Regions from separate parts of the Homo sapiens genome. Here region 1 is linked to region 2. The links are chromatin loops, found by intact Hi-C in ENCODE. Cell type or tissue: mammary epithelial cell. All regions are shown on one strand. Each heading gives the region's core, and the rest is flanking DNA. Links, peaks and the distances in the headings are about the cores only.

What was found. Hi-C counts contacts between places; a loop is a spot of excess contacts. Peaks named below come from ENCODE experiments on the same cell type or tissue, not always from the same donor. Only the 100,000 strongest peaks of a DNase experiment are listed, where the experiment ranks them.
Region 1: a loop joins it to region 2, with 2.4 times the contacts of the local background. A loop is called at or near these places in 1 of 110 quality-filtered maps.

What each region holds. Positions count from the first base shown.
Region 1 is chr4:154,004,305-154,012,641 of GRCh38, reverse strand. The region is part of intron 8 of LOC101927947 (a long non-coding RNA gene); the gene reads right to left. Among named protein-coding and RNA genes, the nearest start is that of SFRP2, 220 kb to the right of the region's middle. In mammary epithelial cell, for the core only: a CTCF peak has its summit at 3,288; DNase peaks (open chromatin) are centred at 3,231, 7,331 and 7,471; H3K27ac peaks cover 2,415 bases.
Region 2 is chr4:154,161,685-154,170,021 of GRCh38, reverse strand. All of the region lies in intron 10 of LOC101927947 (a long non-coding RNA gene), which reads right to left. Among named protein-coding and RNA genes, the nearest start is that of DCHS2, 330 kb to the left of the region's middle. In mammary epithelial cell, for the core only: no CTCF peak of the experiment used is centred there; DNase peaks (open chromatin) are centred at 4,291 and 4,621; H3K4me3 peaks cover 200 bases; H3K27ac peaks cover 1,764 bases.

The DNA of each region.
Region 1 (8,337 bases), core at 37-8,036, 160 kb after region 2:
CATTGAGACAATTATTGTCATTTTTATTATGCAAGAGGCAATGGAGTGGCAAAGGGGCCATGTTGCTTACCTTCCAGAAGCAAGACCCGTTCTTTTACAAAGCAGTTGGGAAGGGCCTCATTAAAAAAAGGGAATTTCTGTATATTGTGGGAATGAAGAAAGAATGACTAGAACACCAAGACACTAGGGTGTGGCTTTTGGGGGAAATGTGACTAGAAGCAGAGGGCATTGTGCAGCATTAGTAAGAAAAGGGTTAGACTTTGGAGCAAAAGATGAGACCCCAAGCCTTCTTTTGCAGAGCCACTGGAAGGCCCTCTGAGGCATGGGGATCAGGTTGAATGCACTGAGCAAACACAGGGTGTGAAATAACTTTGGCAGTAGAGTTGAAGGAAGGGCTGAGTAAGAGGTGGAGGCTTTCAAGAAGAGGAGACTGTAGCACTCCACATACTGAGTGAAGAAAGACCATTTTATCCACTGCCCCCAAGAACTACAGAAATGAAAAGTAATGTCTATAATACAGTGGAAAATATGATAGGGTTTCTTGCTTAGGACTTTGAAAATTGCCTGTAGGTAGATTCCTATAAAGGGGATGATTGGCCTAATGGGATAGTGGCAGAAAATTAAGCAACTTCTTTCTACAAGTGCCATTTTCAGTTTTCCCTGGCTATGCAGCTTATCTCTCACTTGAAATAAACCTACTCCTATGAATTTATACCATTAATAAAACAGGACACTAATTTATGCTGCTCAGTCAAAAGGCTCAAACATAACACTGCATGTTAGACAATGACAAATTATGTTATTGCAGCTTAACTTCAGCAGACATTCATAATCCAAAAGAAAAAGAGAGGACAAAAATTAAGTTATGGGATCAGGGCACCAGTAAATCCTCACACGTGGGGAGGTTAAGAGGGGAGTCATTCAGAACCAAGAATTAAGAATGGGTTGCAAAACCACTTGTAGTTCAAGACCAAGAAAAGTCCATCCATGAATATCATTTCCATCCTTTGTTTGCCTGCCATCTTTTGATTCAATGGAACACTTCTTCCCCTAAATTGTATATTTTTGTGGCTATAGCTAACACAAGATGTAATTATGCCCTAAAACAAGACAGTAGCACAAACAGGCCAGCCAATTGAATTAAGCCAGATCATCCTGCCAGCCATCTCCAGGTTCCTCACCTGCTCTTGTGCTTGATGTGTTTTTATCATTCTTTTTTTTTTTTTTTTTTTTTTTTTTTTTTTTGCTTGCTTGTTTGGTTTGGTTTGGTTTTTTTGAGATGGAGTCTCGTTCTGTCGCCCAGGCTGGAGTGCAGTGGCCCGATCTCGGCTCACTGCAAGCTGCGCCCAGGTTCACGCCATTCTCCTGCCTCAGCCTCCCCAGCAGCTGGGACTACTGGCGCCCGCCACCACGCCCAGCTAATTTTTTGTATTTTTAGTAGAGACGGGGTTTCACCGTGTTAGCCAGGATGGTCTCGATCTCCTGACCTCGTGATACGCCCTCCTCGGCCTCCCAAAGTGCTGGGATTACAGGCGTGAGCCACCGCGCCCGGCCGTGTTATCATTGTTTAGGCATCCCAAGTGATTCTCAGGACAGCAGGAATAGGAAGCACTGCCCAAAGGGAAGACAAATATGGAGGAACAAAAATGGAAACTTTATGCTCCATCAGCTCCTCCCATGTAGAGACCGTTCCCACACCAAAAACCGTGAGAGATCCTGCTTGACTTTTCCCCGGGACAGGGTGGTCCCCCGCAGCCCCCTAGCTTCCACGTTGTGTTGGCGACAATGCCAACATCTTGGAGAGGAGTGGGGTCTGTGGAAGGAAAGGAGCGGCACTCCTAGGCCCACCGTCCCGTTTCTTTTGAACTGTTCTGAAGCCCAGCTCCAGCGCAATATGTGAGAGAAAGCTTGGGAACTTGGGAACGCTGCTCTTAGGGAGAAATTTAAAAGCATCCCTGACTTCTGCATTTCATTTCGGATGACAAGTTGGCTTTTCAGATCAGTCAGGGAAGGCAGGGAGGTGGGGAAGCCGTGGGAGGGAGAGGAAGCTCCGCTCTTGGAGCTAAGGCCCAGGAACTGCAGCCAGGTTATAAACATTTCCATGGCTCATCACGGCAAAAGCAGAGGATATGACCGCAGGGCCATGAGGATTGGACATATCCTGTCCCTCAACTTTATAGCTGTTTTATTTCTTTCCAGACTCAGAAAACTTGGATTGGGGCTGAGGAAGGGTGGAGAAATCAAGATCCCCATTTGCAAGAGGAACTTAGAGCCCTGAGCAGGCTGTTTGGGGAGAGGTGCTGATTCCAGTCTTCAGTGACCACATAGCCATCCGGCCATGGGCTCGGCTCCTGCGAGGGGAGTCCTCAAATGGAGGCCTTGCCTGGGCAGGGAGCCCCTGCCCTTCTCCACAGAGAAGAAACCAAATGGCCACCTTTCAACCTCCCAGGGCTTACAGGGTCTTCACAAGCTCTGTTCCCAGCATTCAAAATCAGAGCTAAATTCCCAATGGTGATCTGGGAAGAGTGGGTGGGGGTCAATAGGAAAAAGGGATTGGAAATTGACGGAGGTCTAGTTTCCTTGTCTTCAGATTTATGAACCAGCAGCACGGCGAGTCCCAACAGGCCCTGTCCTAACGTGGTGCTTTTTTCTCCTTCTGAAAGTTAGCATAGCTGAGCCAAGCTTTCTGTCTTCTTTCCCTGGAGAAAACAGAAAAAAGGGCCTGTGTCCTGCATTTGAAAAACATCTGGTGGGACTATCAGGAGAGAAAAAGCAAAGACTATAATTTAACTTACCTTTTGGGATAGTTTTTATTACATTTACTTTCTCGGATACGCAAAAAAGTTTGGCATTTCCCCATTAGTTAATGGGTTCGGAATTTTATTAATCAATGTCTAAATGTTCATAAAATAATGCCACCTTTTAAAACCAGGGGCAAGGACTCCTTCCAAATGCTTCCAGTCATAAGGAATAATATTAAAATGCAGGTTGCATATGTGCCAAAACCAGTCTTCGGGGAGTGGGGCATAAGGCCTCAATTATCCCAGTCACCTCCAGAGCCAGAGATCAAGGGCAGAAATCCATGCCAGACCAAGAAATACACCTGAGGAATGGGCCCACCAGGCCCTTTCACAGCTCAAGCTGATCTCCTCACTTCCCTCCTCCCAATCGCCACACAAAACTCACCCTATCCCAGGTCTCATGTGCCCTAAGGGCTACCAGAGCAGTTGGGTATTAATCACATATCTCCAGGGAGGGTGTTGTTGCTCAAGCTGAGTGTGGTTCTCCCTGGCGGTTGCCTGCTGTGCTTTAAGTACTGGGAAAGTTGAAAGTGTATCTTACATCCCCCTTTTTTTCTGAGTACTCACTCCTGCTATCACTTGATGTGACTGCTTTTTTAGGTCAGCTCCCCAAGCTGGTTCATAACAGATTTATTCATAATAGTCCAAAACTGAAAACAACCCAAATCTTCATCAAGTAGTAGAATCGACAAATAGAAGGTAGGGTATTTGCAATGGAATAATACCCCCAAAAAAAGGAATATTAAAAAAAAGCTACAACTCTACTCAACCACACAATATTGAACAAATGAAGGCTTCCCAAAATGTGTGATTACATTCATATGAAAGTTCAAGACCAGACAGAACAAATCTATGATGATAGAAGTCAGAATAGTAGAAACTCCTGATGGGGGATGGGTGGTGGTGTATGGGTGGCCAGGTGCCAGGGGATTGACAGGGAAGGGTCCAGATTGCTTGAGGAGCTGGAAGCCCTTCCTTCAGGTTGTGATGGAGTGGAGGCTGAATGTTTCCACATTGAGAATGACAACTAGTGAAGGAAAGCTACACTTTAGGGCTCTGCAGAAGACTTGGGTCCTACCAATTGCTGTATAAGAAGGAAAGCTCCATGAGAAGAGTGACTTGTCCTTGCTCGTATGAATCTCAGGATTTAGAATAGTGGCCTCACACAGGAAAATGTTTTTGAATGAGACAGATTTGGAATCCCTTTGCCTCCCTGTGACCATGGGTCTCTCCTTGATTCTTCCGTCAGCGCCCTCTCATGCTCACTGAACGCTCTCCCCACATATGAGGCCCTGCTGTGCCTGCAGGCCAGCGGCTACCTCCAGTCAACATGTCTAAATTGGCACACCTCCTATTCCCACCCTCAGCAGTTCTTTCTCCTGGGCTTCCTCTTAATCTTCCACACCTTCAACTTACCAAGACTTGACACTTGGCCATCTTTAACATCTCCCTCTCCCTTATATACCACAACTACTCTTAAACAAGAGCCCATCTGCTATCATCTCACTCCAGTTAAAATGACTATTATCAAAAAGACAAAAAAAAAGACCAATGATGGTGAGGACGTGGGGAAAGGAGAATTCTTATACACTGTTGGTGGAAATGTAAATTAATACAGTCATTACAGAAAATAGTATAGTGTTCCCTCAAAAAATTAAGAATATAAACTACTATATGATCCAGCAATCCACTACTGTGTATGTAGCCAAAGGAAAGGAAGTCAAATATTTTGAAGAAATATCTGCACTCCCACGTTTACCACAGCACTCTTCACAATAGCCAAGATATGGAATCAACTGAAGTATCCATCAAAGGATGAATGCATAAAGAAAATCTCATATATATACACAATGGAATACTATTTAGCTGTAAAAAAGGACAAAATCCTGCCATCCACAACAACATGGATGGAACTGGAGGACATTGTGTTAAGTAAAATAAGCCAAGCACAGAAAGACAAATGTCACATGTTCTCACTTATATATGGAGTCTAAATAAATGAATCACATGGAGATAGCAAATAGAATGATAGTTATTAGAGGCTCAGAGGGTAGTGAGGAGGGGGAGTGGGAACGAAAACACACTTAGATATTATAGAAGGAATATAATCTAGTGTTCAGTAGCATAATAAGGTGACTATAGTTCACAGTAATTTACTGTATATTTTTACATAGCTAGAAAAGAAGATTTGGAATGTTCTCACCAAAAGAAATAATAAATATTTGAAGTGATGGATATCCCAATTGTGCTGATTTGATCATTGCACATTGCATACATGTAACAAAACATCACACTGTACCCCATAAATATATACAATTATTGTGTATCAAAAATAAAGCTTAAAGAGAAAAAATGTAGAAGGAAAAAAAGAAATGTAAAAAAATTTTTTTTAAAAAAAGAGCCCATCTGTTGACATGATCTGTTTCTACTCACAACACCCTGACACCAAAATATGTAAGTTTTTTTCCACACCCACAACCAGTTCTCCAGCTTTCCAGACACCAACTGGGTATCCAATGATTAAATTCCATTCTGACACTAGGTACCCAGAGTTAATTCAGACCCCACAGGTTACGGCCTCAGTCCCACAAGACTGTCCCACTTCAGACACCAATCACAAGTCCCAGCCACCCATACTTCTGATAAAACAGTCATAAAGTCAGAGGTTCCCACAACCCCTTCCTCAGTTTCAATGGTTTGCTAGAACAGCTCACAGAACTCAGAAAACCAGTTTACTTCCCATTGCTTATGTATTATAAAAGCTACAACTCAGGAAAAACCAAATGGAAGAGATGCATAGGGCCGGCGATGGGGGTGAGGACATGGAGCTTCTGTGCCCTCTTCACACGTTGATGTGTTTGCTGACCAAGAAGCCCTTCAAATCCCATTGTTTGGGGATTTTATGGAGGTTTCATTACATAGGCATAACTGATTAAATCATTGGCCATTGGCAATTGACTCAGTCTGTATCTCCTCTTCTTTCTTCAGAGGTTGAGGGGTGGAAGTGAGGTTGAAAGTTCCAACTCTTTTATCCTGTCTTGGTCTTCCTGGGAACCAGCCCCCAGCCAGAAGCTATCTAGAGTCCCCCAACCCCCAGCCATCTCACTAGCATCCACTCATGTGTGGTTGAAAGGGGCTTACGAATAAAATAACACACTCCTCTCATCCCATCGTTCAGGGAATTCCAAAGGTTTTAAGAGCTCCATGTAAGGAACTAGAGCCAGGGCTGAAGACAAGGATATATTTTTGTATTATATCACAATATCGGGCTATCTTCTGCACCATTCCCTCCTGGCAGTTCTCACCACTATTATTTAAGCTCAGGCCTTGATTATTTCAGCTTGAAATAAACATTCTCCAGGAACCTCTGACCCATGATTCCTAGCACACAGTTGGAGTCCTGGCGCTTTACTGTTCACACACTTTCAAAGGCTCCCACTGCCGACCAGGTAAGACACCATCCTCCTTAGCCTGGCACTGACAGTCTTCTAAATATAGGCCTCAAAACACCTTTTATCTTTATCTCTTGTTACTCCCCTCCACATACCCTATACTTAAGTTAAAGGGAACCATGTGAATGCCCCAAACAAACATGTCAGTTTCTTACCCCATGTCTTTGCTCCTTGCCTTCCCTCCGGCAATGCCTTCCTCTCCCTTCTCTGCCTGCCTTCTGTAACACTACAGGTTCTAGTTGAAATCATGACCATCCTTCACAAAGACTCATCCCACATGTTGGTTCCCCCAGTGGGTGCTCCCTAAACACCTCAGTTCCTGCCCTCAATTGATTTTTTTCTATTTGTGCTGTTCTTATGTCACTTACTGTATGCTGCTTTATGGTGACTTCAGTTCCCTTTTAACCTGTAAGTTCATTTAGGGCAGAGTGCATGTCTTACTCCTCCTTGAACTCACATAGTATCTTGTCCTCAGATGGTCATTAAATGCATACCAATTGAAAGAATAAATGCATGAAGGAAAATAAAATCAAGCCTCAGCTAGCTGTTACATTGAATAAGACAATAAATTAATTCACACTTAGATGGAAATGACTGCTTAAATGATTATAGACACAAAGATATTTTCATTGTAATTGCAGACAATCCATTAACCAAAGAATGACACTAAATTATGGAACCTCACAAGGGTAGTGTTGGAGTTTCCTGGTGCCACCTAAAATCAGATCACCAACTATCCTGCTTTGGGTATGAACTGCCTTAATGATTGGCTAGGCCTAGGTGTTTCAGGGTCCCCAGGATGGTCAGGTCTCCCATGTGACCAGTGCAACCTTATAATGCCACTCAGTTGAAAGTCAAACAAAGCTGACTGTCACATCCACCCTGCCATCCACTACAATATGTTACTTTGGGAAACTAACTACCTACCTGAGGCTTGGTTTCTTCGTCTGTCAAGCAAGAATGATAGTCCTGCTTTTCCAAGTTCTCATGAGGAACGGTGATCCAGGCAGGCAAGTAGAAGCTGCCAATGCAGCCGTGAGCATTCAAGTTTCTACTTGGGCCTCCAAGCACCACAGGTATGCTTGTGGTTCTGTCTGGCTCCACGTGGCTTTGGCAGGAGAAAGGGAGTCTGCCTCGCTGTCTTGCTGGACACTGCAGGAAGATGTTTGAAGCCTCCCCTCCAGTCTTTGTGGAAAGTTATCATAGGAGGCAATTTGGGGCAGGCTCCCTGATTCTTATGACTTTCTCCACCTCTGAGTTCACTGAGACCAAAGGAGCTTTTCCCAGTGAGGAGAGAAACATTCCAATCTATTGACATAAAAATGCCCATGGGAGAGTCCAGGGGAAATCATCAGACAGGAAGAAGATGGAAGAGATTGCGTGGCAGAGGCTTCAGGAGAACACAAGGTCTCAGGGTCAAGCATGCAAAGTGAGAGAGAGAGGGAGCGTGTGCTCCTGCCAATTCCTTCTGCTGAACATGTACCCTTAGCACAAAGAGCAAACACGCACACACACACTTTAAAAATACAAAAAACAAATGGGAAGTTTTCCCTTGGAAAAAAATAGCCTCTGGCAGAAAACCATGAAGGTAATTGCTAGAGACTGGGCCCATCTCGGCCCATCTATGCTGAAACGTGGCCTCCCCATACATGAAAGCTACTGCTCGCTGGTCAGGCCAGAACCCCAGGCCAGGCCTTCCACTCTCTCTGTCTCTCCTCAGGATTCAATCTTACTGCCAACTGGCAGTGAATCTGGACAAATTGGCAGGGGCCCACCTTGCTTTAAGTGAATGCATGTGCACCTCTCAAGCTCGCAGAGGATACTCATTAGCCTGCTCCACTGCCCCTTTGAGGGAGGTTAAGGTGGCCTGTCTACCAACACCGACAGAGCCCACCTCTCGAAACCAGTCACACCCCCCGCCTCGAGGAGCAGAAAGGAGGCCTTTGCTCCCCAAATACCTGTACATAGAAAGAGCTTCTATTCACAGAGTTATATGCTGGCTTCTTCTCATGCACTAGTCTCCCCACACATTTCTGTGGCTATGTGCTATGTCCAAGTAGAAAGAAGTTCATCGAGCTGAAAAC
Region 2 (8,337 bases), core at 329-8,328:
AAAAAAAAGAAAAAGAAAATACATATATAATAGAGTCAACAAAAGTACTTATTTCATAAGATTAATAAAATTAATAAACTTCTGACAAGAACTGTCAAGAAAAAAAAAGGCTGGGTGGGTGGCTTATGCCTGTAATCCTAGCACTTTCAGAGGCTGAGGTGGGTAGATCATTTGAGGTCAGAATTCAAGACCAGCCTGACCAACATGTTGTAACTCCGTCTCTACTAAAAATACAAGAAAATTAGCCGGGCGTGGTGGTATATGCCTGTATTCCCAGCTACTCTGGAGGCTGAGGCAAGGGAATTGCTTGAACCCGGGAGGCAGAGGTTGCAGGGAGCCGAGATCGCATCACTGCACTCCAGCCTGGGCAATAGAGCAAGATTCTGGAAAAAAAAAAAAAAAAAAAAACAAAGTAAAAAGAAAAGAAGGAAGAAGGGAAGGGCGGGGAAGGGCGGGGAAGGGTGGGGGAGGGGAGGGGGAGGGGAGGCAAGGGGAGGGGAGGGGAGGCGAGGGGAGGGGAGGCGAGGGGAGGGGAGGGGAGGCGAGGGGAGGGGAGGGGAGGGGAGGGGAAAGTCATATATTACCAATATCATGAGTAAAAAATGGGATATTACCACTGATTTTTTTAGACATTAAAAAGATAGGATGACTTCTTGTTTCACTTTCAACAAGAGCCTAGAAGTTGTCGCTTCCATCCTTGCAACAACTACAAAAAAACACTAAACAAACTGAAAATAAATGACTTTTCTTAGATCCATCAAAAAACTGAGGTTGCAAGACAAACTGCTACTGTGAAATTTGAAGAGATAAGTGAATACAGAGAATCACAGTTGAGATCAGCTCACCTTAAGCAGAAGCCACTTGGAGCCATAAACTGTAGGAACACTTAATTGTTGAGGAACTGCTACAGTATGCCTGTGGACTAGCTTAAGAGTGGGTGAACTTCTGGGGACTCAGTTTTGTGGGTTTTACTGCCAGGGACCAAATCAAATTCTCATGGTGAAGATAGCCAAATAGAAACATAACCACAAATATAAGGTTGCCTAATTTATAACAAAGATGGCCTTGCAGTGTTGTGGAAATATATGCCATTTTAGTAAATATTCTTGGGTCAATTGGCTATGAAGCAGGGGAGAATTACTTTTACTTCTGCCTCACACAGTACACAAAAGTCAATTCAAATTGATTTTTACCTAATTAATTATGTAATACAGTAGTAATTTTATATTATATCATATTGAGATTATATTTATATTTATGTGAATGCTGAAATAATATAACCTCTAGAGGAGTACTTGCAAGAACATTTTCATAATCTTGAGTTGGCAGAAATTTCTTATACAGGATATAAAAGGTACTAACCATACAGGAAAATAGTTAAAAATTGGTACACATTAAAATTAATAACTTGCATATAAAAGACACCACTAGTAAAATTGAAAGCCAAAGAATGAAATAGGATATTTGCAATATGTACATCAAAGAGCTTATATAGAGACTATACAGAGAGTACCAACAGATCAATAAGAAAAAGAATAACCCAATAGAAAAATGGAAAGAGACTTACAAAAAAAGGATATCCAAAGAACCAAAAAAATTTGAAAAGTGCTCAAATTTTATACTCACTAGAATAGGTAAAAGGAAAAATAAACAGAGACTATCAAATGATGCAGAGCAGCTAAAACTCTCACATACTTCTAATAAAAAGATAATTTGGTACAAATACCCTGAAAAATGTCTGAATATATGACAATATATAAAAAAAGCTGAATATATGCATGACCCAATCTTCCAACAGTTTCACTGTTAGACATACAACTAACATAAATGTTTACATACATCACAAAAAAGCATGAATAAAAATATGTACAGCAGCACTGCCCATAATAGCCTCAAATTGAAAATAATTCAAATGTACACTAAAAATGTAATAAATAAATTGCAGTATATTCCTACTAAGGACTACAACACAGCAAGGAGAATGACGTATTTCTACTCCCAACAATAAATTCCATAAACTTAATACTGAGCAAAAGAAGCCATATTCAAAAGCATAACTACTATATAATCCCATTTACATAGAGTTTAAAAACAGGAAACTAATCTGTGATACTAAAGTCCCAATAATGGTTACCTTTGTGGCAAAGGACTGTCTTAGAAGGAGCGAAGAAGAACTTCTTAAACTGTTTGTCTGTTTGCTGGTTACATGAGTGTCTTAACTCTGTGGAACCAGTGGGATGTACACTCATAATTTGGTACATTTTTAAATGTTATATGTCAATCAAAAATTTGTTTTTAAATGATCACTATGGTATTTTGATGTCATTAGTACTTTTCAAAAAATGAAGTAATGGTTCTATTTTTCAATGTCATTCATTTATAACACACAGGAAAATGATATCCTTTGTAATCATTTATAGTGTTAATGAAAAATTTTAGATGTTAACTTAAAAATTTATGAAAAAGTATGTATTTTTTCTTTAAAACCTTTGAATGTATATCTGAGAATAAAGCTTATTGACCACTACTATAGTGTGTGAAACTCAGTAGAAGAGGCTGAGCCTTACTTAGGTGCTGTTTTGATAAGGAGCTGTGGACCTGTATATATTTCCCAAAATAGGTCTCCAGTCAGCAAAAAATTAGAGTATACTGAGGATACTTACAAATGATATAAGTAGAAACTATTTTTTAGCTAACAAGAAGTTTTAGGTAATTTAATGGTTGTATGCCACACCAGCAGAACTCTGGGTTGTCAAATATACACTCTACAGAGCAGTTGGTCACATATGTGCAGAAGTCCTTACTAGGATCAGCAATGATTTTTCTTTGTTTTTTTTTTTCCTGCCCCTCCATGTTAGTAATAGAAATGGAGACAACAGTAATAAGAGGTGAGAGAATCAACCTTTGCTCCAATCATTTCTAGTTTTATAGTAAATTGTTCCCTGTTATGCAGGTGAGGCAATGTCTTCGGTCCCATCTTTGGGCATATTTGGAGATAAGCCAATTACTTGTTCTAATTCTTCTTTTTCTGGAACTTTCTAAGCCTAGATCTTGGATCATAGCACTCTGCTCTTCTCCCCTCTTCCTATGCTTGAAATCTTCAAGAAACTCTCCACATAAAAGTTACTGGCCAGCTTTATATCTGCCTCTCTGCTGATATCCTTTATTTTTGAAAACTCAGAATCTCTTTACCCTCCTTTCCCCTCATTCCTTCACCCAGGATTGTGAGCTCGTCTCCTTTCTCTGGTTTCTGCTTCATCCATTGTGCCATTCTTCTTCTATGTGTTGTTAATGCCCTGCTTCCAATCAATTCTTCCTTTTTGTTTTAACCTCAGGCCAAGGTTTATTCCTCCTCAAAATTTTTCCCTTGTTTTTATTATCCCCTTGAGTACCAAACTTTGCTGTTAATTTTTCTGAAAGAATAGTCTCGACTTAGAAACATCACTTTCATTCCAAACATTTGCTATGTAAATTAATGTTGTCTGGATCCTGCCCTGTAATTCCACAGAAACTCCTATGACAAAGTTGTCAATGACCTCATAATGGATAATTCCAAAAACCTATTCCAGGCCTAGCTTTTTTGACTCACCTTTGTCATTTTCCTCTTCACACCAGCCTCTCCTCCTTTGAACTACATTTTATTTGATACTGAGGAACTTCGCTCACCCATTTCTTTCTCTCTCATTGACTCCTTTTATGACTTCATCACTTCCTCTTGTCATCTAGCCATGTAAAAGAAGGAGCTCCTTTGGGCATTGTGCTGAGAATGTCTCTCTTTGTGTCCCCTCCCCAGCCCTACTATTTTTCTGCTCATCACCCCATTCATTCTCATAGTGTTGGCCTTACAGATATAAACTCCAATTAGATCTTGTCAATGAGACTTGGGGCCTCAATAGGGTGCTCTTGAGTAATATGTGTTGACTCCTAAATCACTTATATATTTATTTACTTTACAAGATGATGTTTATATGGTTTTTGGTTTTTGTTGGTTTTTGATATTTTTTTTTTCTTTTGAGACAGGGTCTTGATCTGCCACCTAGGCTGGAGTGCAGTGGTGCAATCATGGCTCACTGCATCCTCAAACTCCTGGGCTCAAGCGTTCTTCTTGCCTCAGCCTTCTGAGTAGCTGGGACTACAGGTATGCACTACTGCACCCAGCTAATTTTTGTGTATTTCTTTTCTTTTTTTTTTTTTTTTTTGGCAGATACAGGCTTTCACCATATTGCACAAGCTGATCTGAAACTCCTGGGCTCAAGCCATCCACCCACCTCCACCTTCCAAAGTGCTGGGATTTATAGGCATGAGTCACTGTGCCAGGCCATATATGGTGTTTTGCTTATATGTTTTCAATTTTAAGGTACCCAAGGGCAAGCACCATGCATAACTAACTTTCCACATTTCAAAAATGATGATGGTGGTGATTTTAAAGCTTCCTCTTTCTTACCTTGTTGACTCTCACAGTGTCATCTGAAGGGGCCATTTCTCCTGGTTACCCTAGCTTTTTACCAGTGACTTGGTCTCTTCCTGTAGTGGCAACACACGTGAAGCCAGTCAGAAAGAAACAGTGCTTCTCTAGCAGCATGAATCAGCAGCCACAAGTTTGCATTTTGGAAATAGTTTTGGCAGTGAGGGAAATTATCCTGAGTTAATTGGTGCTGTTATCTCTAAGTGGAAAGAAGGAGTCATCTGAGGGTGGGGTGGGGCAGAATGAAATCAGTGGAGGGCTAGCAATTAGGCCAACTCAGCAGCAGCATGGGAAAGGTTAGAAACAAATATTCTGCTGAAATTGAATGTAACTTAGAGCCAGAAAATTCCTGGGAAACCACATTAGCCAAACCTCTCATTTCACAGATAAGAGGCCCAGAGAGGTTGTTATTTCATCTCTGATTTAAACAAGTAAGTCAACAGCAGAACCACAGCAGGACTCTACAGCTCCAGTTCCTAGTCCAGGGCTTTCAGCTTCACCACTCTGCCTCAAGATGCTTCCATTGCATGGTCTGCTCAGGATTAGCAAGTGGGTCTTCTCTGTGGGGACTTTTTGACTCTTGAGAATTAAAAAAAAAAAAAGCATTATCAACCAAAGACTCAGCAATATATATATATACACAGAAAATCAACAAGGGCAACATCTTTTCAGAGGCCAAGTGGTCTAAATTGATGTAGACTTTCTCTTCAACCAGAGTCTTAATGTATCCTACATGAGGCGATGTATGTGTTGATTTGGGTATCTTCCCAGCCTCACAGATCATCGAACTTTGCCTTCATTCTTACACATCAGTCCACTCCCAGGGCCACAGTCCAGATACCAGCCACTACCAGGAATTGTCTGTCAAAGTCAGTTCAGACTGCTATGACAAAATACTATACACTGGGTAGGTTGTAAATAAGAGAAATATTTCTTACAGTTCTGGAGGCTATAATGTCCAAGATTAAGGTGCCAGCAGTTTCCGTGTTTGCCATTGGCCTGCTTTTTGCCTCATAGGTCATGCCTTTTAGCTGTGTCCTCACATGGTGAAAGGGAGCAAGGGAACTCTCTGGGGCCTCTTTCGTCAGGACACTAACCCCATTCATGAAGGCCCCACCCTCGTGATCTAATCACCTCCCAAGAACCCCATCCTCTAATATCATCACCTTGATGATTAGGTTTTCAGCACACGAATTTTGAGGGGACACAAACATTCAGACCCTAGCATATTCTCTTAGCAAAATTTCACTCTCCAATCTCTACTTCTAATTCTTCCACTTCTCACACTCTAACTATGTCTGTACTGTGACATTTCCACTCTCATCATGCCTCCCTATACCCTCTCAAATTCCTCTTGGTTTCAATTTTCTCACCCAGCTTGGACCATACAGTCAATAATTTCAGCCATGTCTTTGCAACATCTTTGTCTCCCACCTTCCTGATTCCTGGGTGTTGGGTCCAGCAAATCCTTCTGATGTGGTTTGTATCTCTGTTCCCACCCAAATCTCATGTTGAATTGTAATTCTCAGCCCTGGTGGAGGAGCCTCACGGGAGGGGATTTGATCATGGTGGTGGAGTTCTCATGAATGGCTTAGCACCAGCTCCCCTTGGTACTGTATGGTGAGTGAGTTCTCAAGAGATCTGGTTGTTTAAAAGTGTGTAGCAGCAGCGTGGGAAAGGTTAGACACAACTATTCTGCTGAAACTGAATATGATTTAGAGCCAGAGACTTTCTGGGAAACCAGGAATTTCCCGCTTTCTCTTCCTCCTGTTTCTGCCACGTAAGACAGGCTTGCCTCTCCTTCACCTTCCACCATGATTGTAAGTTTCCTGAGGTCTCCCCAGAAGCCAAGCAAATGCCAGAATCATGTTTCCTGTACAGTTGCAGAATTGTGAGCCAATTAAACCTTGTTTCTTTACAAATTACTCAGTCTCGGGTATTTCTTTATAGCAATGAGAGAACAGACTAATACACCTTACTTAATCCTATCACATTCATTTTTTCTGCTCCTGACATGTTGAGCTCAGTTGAATAAAATGACAACATTGTAACAATTAGCCACTAGTGTACATTTGTCATTTCCACTCTCACATGGGCCTTCATTACAGCTCAATATTTTTATTCTCATCCTATTTCTTATTTCCTGTATACCAGCAATATCAGAGCTCTCAAATTATCTCTTCCATTTGACTCACGTGACTTTCAGAAATGGCCACATTTCCCAGGACACTAAACAAAAAAGGGCCCATTGATGTACACTCCTCCAACTTCCACCTTCCCACCTCCAATAAACACATCACCACCCTTACCTTCTTTAACCTTCTCTAAAACCTACAGAGCTATTTAGATATAAATACCTGTGACTTTCCCCTTTCACCCGCATCCTCTTTTCCTATTGATTGTACAGAAACTTTAAAAATAATCATTTTACTGGGAGAAACTAAACTTCCCTCTTTCCCTCTTTGTACTTGCTAATCAAATGTCTTTGCTTAATTTTCTCTAGTTACACACACACACACACACAGAGAAAGAAATACACACACAGAGAGACACATACACACGTGAATTTAAGTTCATATGAGCCCATGAAATTAGTGCCTTTATTTAGTAATAAATCATCTTAATAGTAATAAATCATCTTAATATTTAGTAATAAATCATCTTAATAGAGCTCAGGGAAAAATAAGTACTGGTGCATGCTAGATTTGGTCATGGTGTTTCTACACACCCTCCCAGTAGGCAGTTTGTAGTAGTTCCATCAGTAATGAAATGCCAATTATCAGCAGTTAACAGCACATACTTAACCTGCTGATATCACATGAAGTGGGAGTTTTCCAAGATCTCAATCTTTTTATTTCCAAAATTTCTAAATTAGCAAGCCTACTCTGGGGCTACTTTATAAGGTATTTATGATACCTAGGAGCCCCAAGTATGTTTCCCAGAATTCATTTTAACTAAGCAACAACTAGCTGTACACATGATATTTTCCCCGTAAACACCATTTCTGCTAAGAGAAATTAGACATTTGCAGATCAGAAGAATTGACATGCTGATGGTCCCGGATCCTGGCAGAAACACACTCTATGTTTCTCTTAGGATGGTTGAGAAAAATACAAAGGTATGACATCCCACAAAGGAACCTCAGTATTTGCCCCTCCTTATCAGCTAAACTTAAGTGTTCACTTAATTACCTCTTGACTTACATCTAGGTTGTCATTAAGCAAAAAACAAAATAAACAAACAAACAAAAAAGATTATAAGGAGATCCATTGTACTTCATACTTTGGCTAAATCTCAGCTTTTTCAGTTTAGATATTTTCAAACCCCAGACTGATGGCCACTGTGATGTTGTCTTTCATAAATTTGGAGAATACACAAACTCAGACTTCCTAAGCCTTCCCTAGGCAGTTGGTCCTGACCCTGGAGGCCCTTAATCTGCAGAGAGGAATAGAATAGAGGGCATAAGGGCTTTCGTTATTATGCTTGATCATGACTTGTACATATTACCCTTGGCATGTGACATGGTGTCCACAGCTGTAATTCTTTCTTAAATTTGTTTGGAGCTAGTGGATGATGGCCCCTGAGCCAGGCTGGGCTGACCCCCATGAATGGTGCCTTTTTGCAGAGTTATTTTGCCCGGTGTCAGAAATAACTTTACGTAACTCATTATTCTTTTTTACTGAGTATAAATAAAGTTGCATGTCATCTGATAGTTTATGAAGTAATGCACACATGCTCTTAATATGGTGAGCAACAGCACACGGCTTAGAGAAACTTAAACATTCAATCTCTTGCCACCTCTCCTTCCCCTACACCAAAAAAAAAGAATAGGGGAAAAGTTATTTTAAGTGGGAATTAATAGGACACTCTAA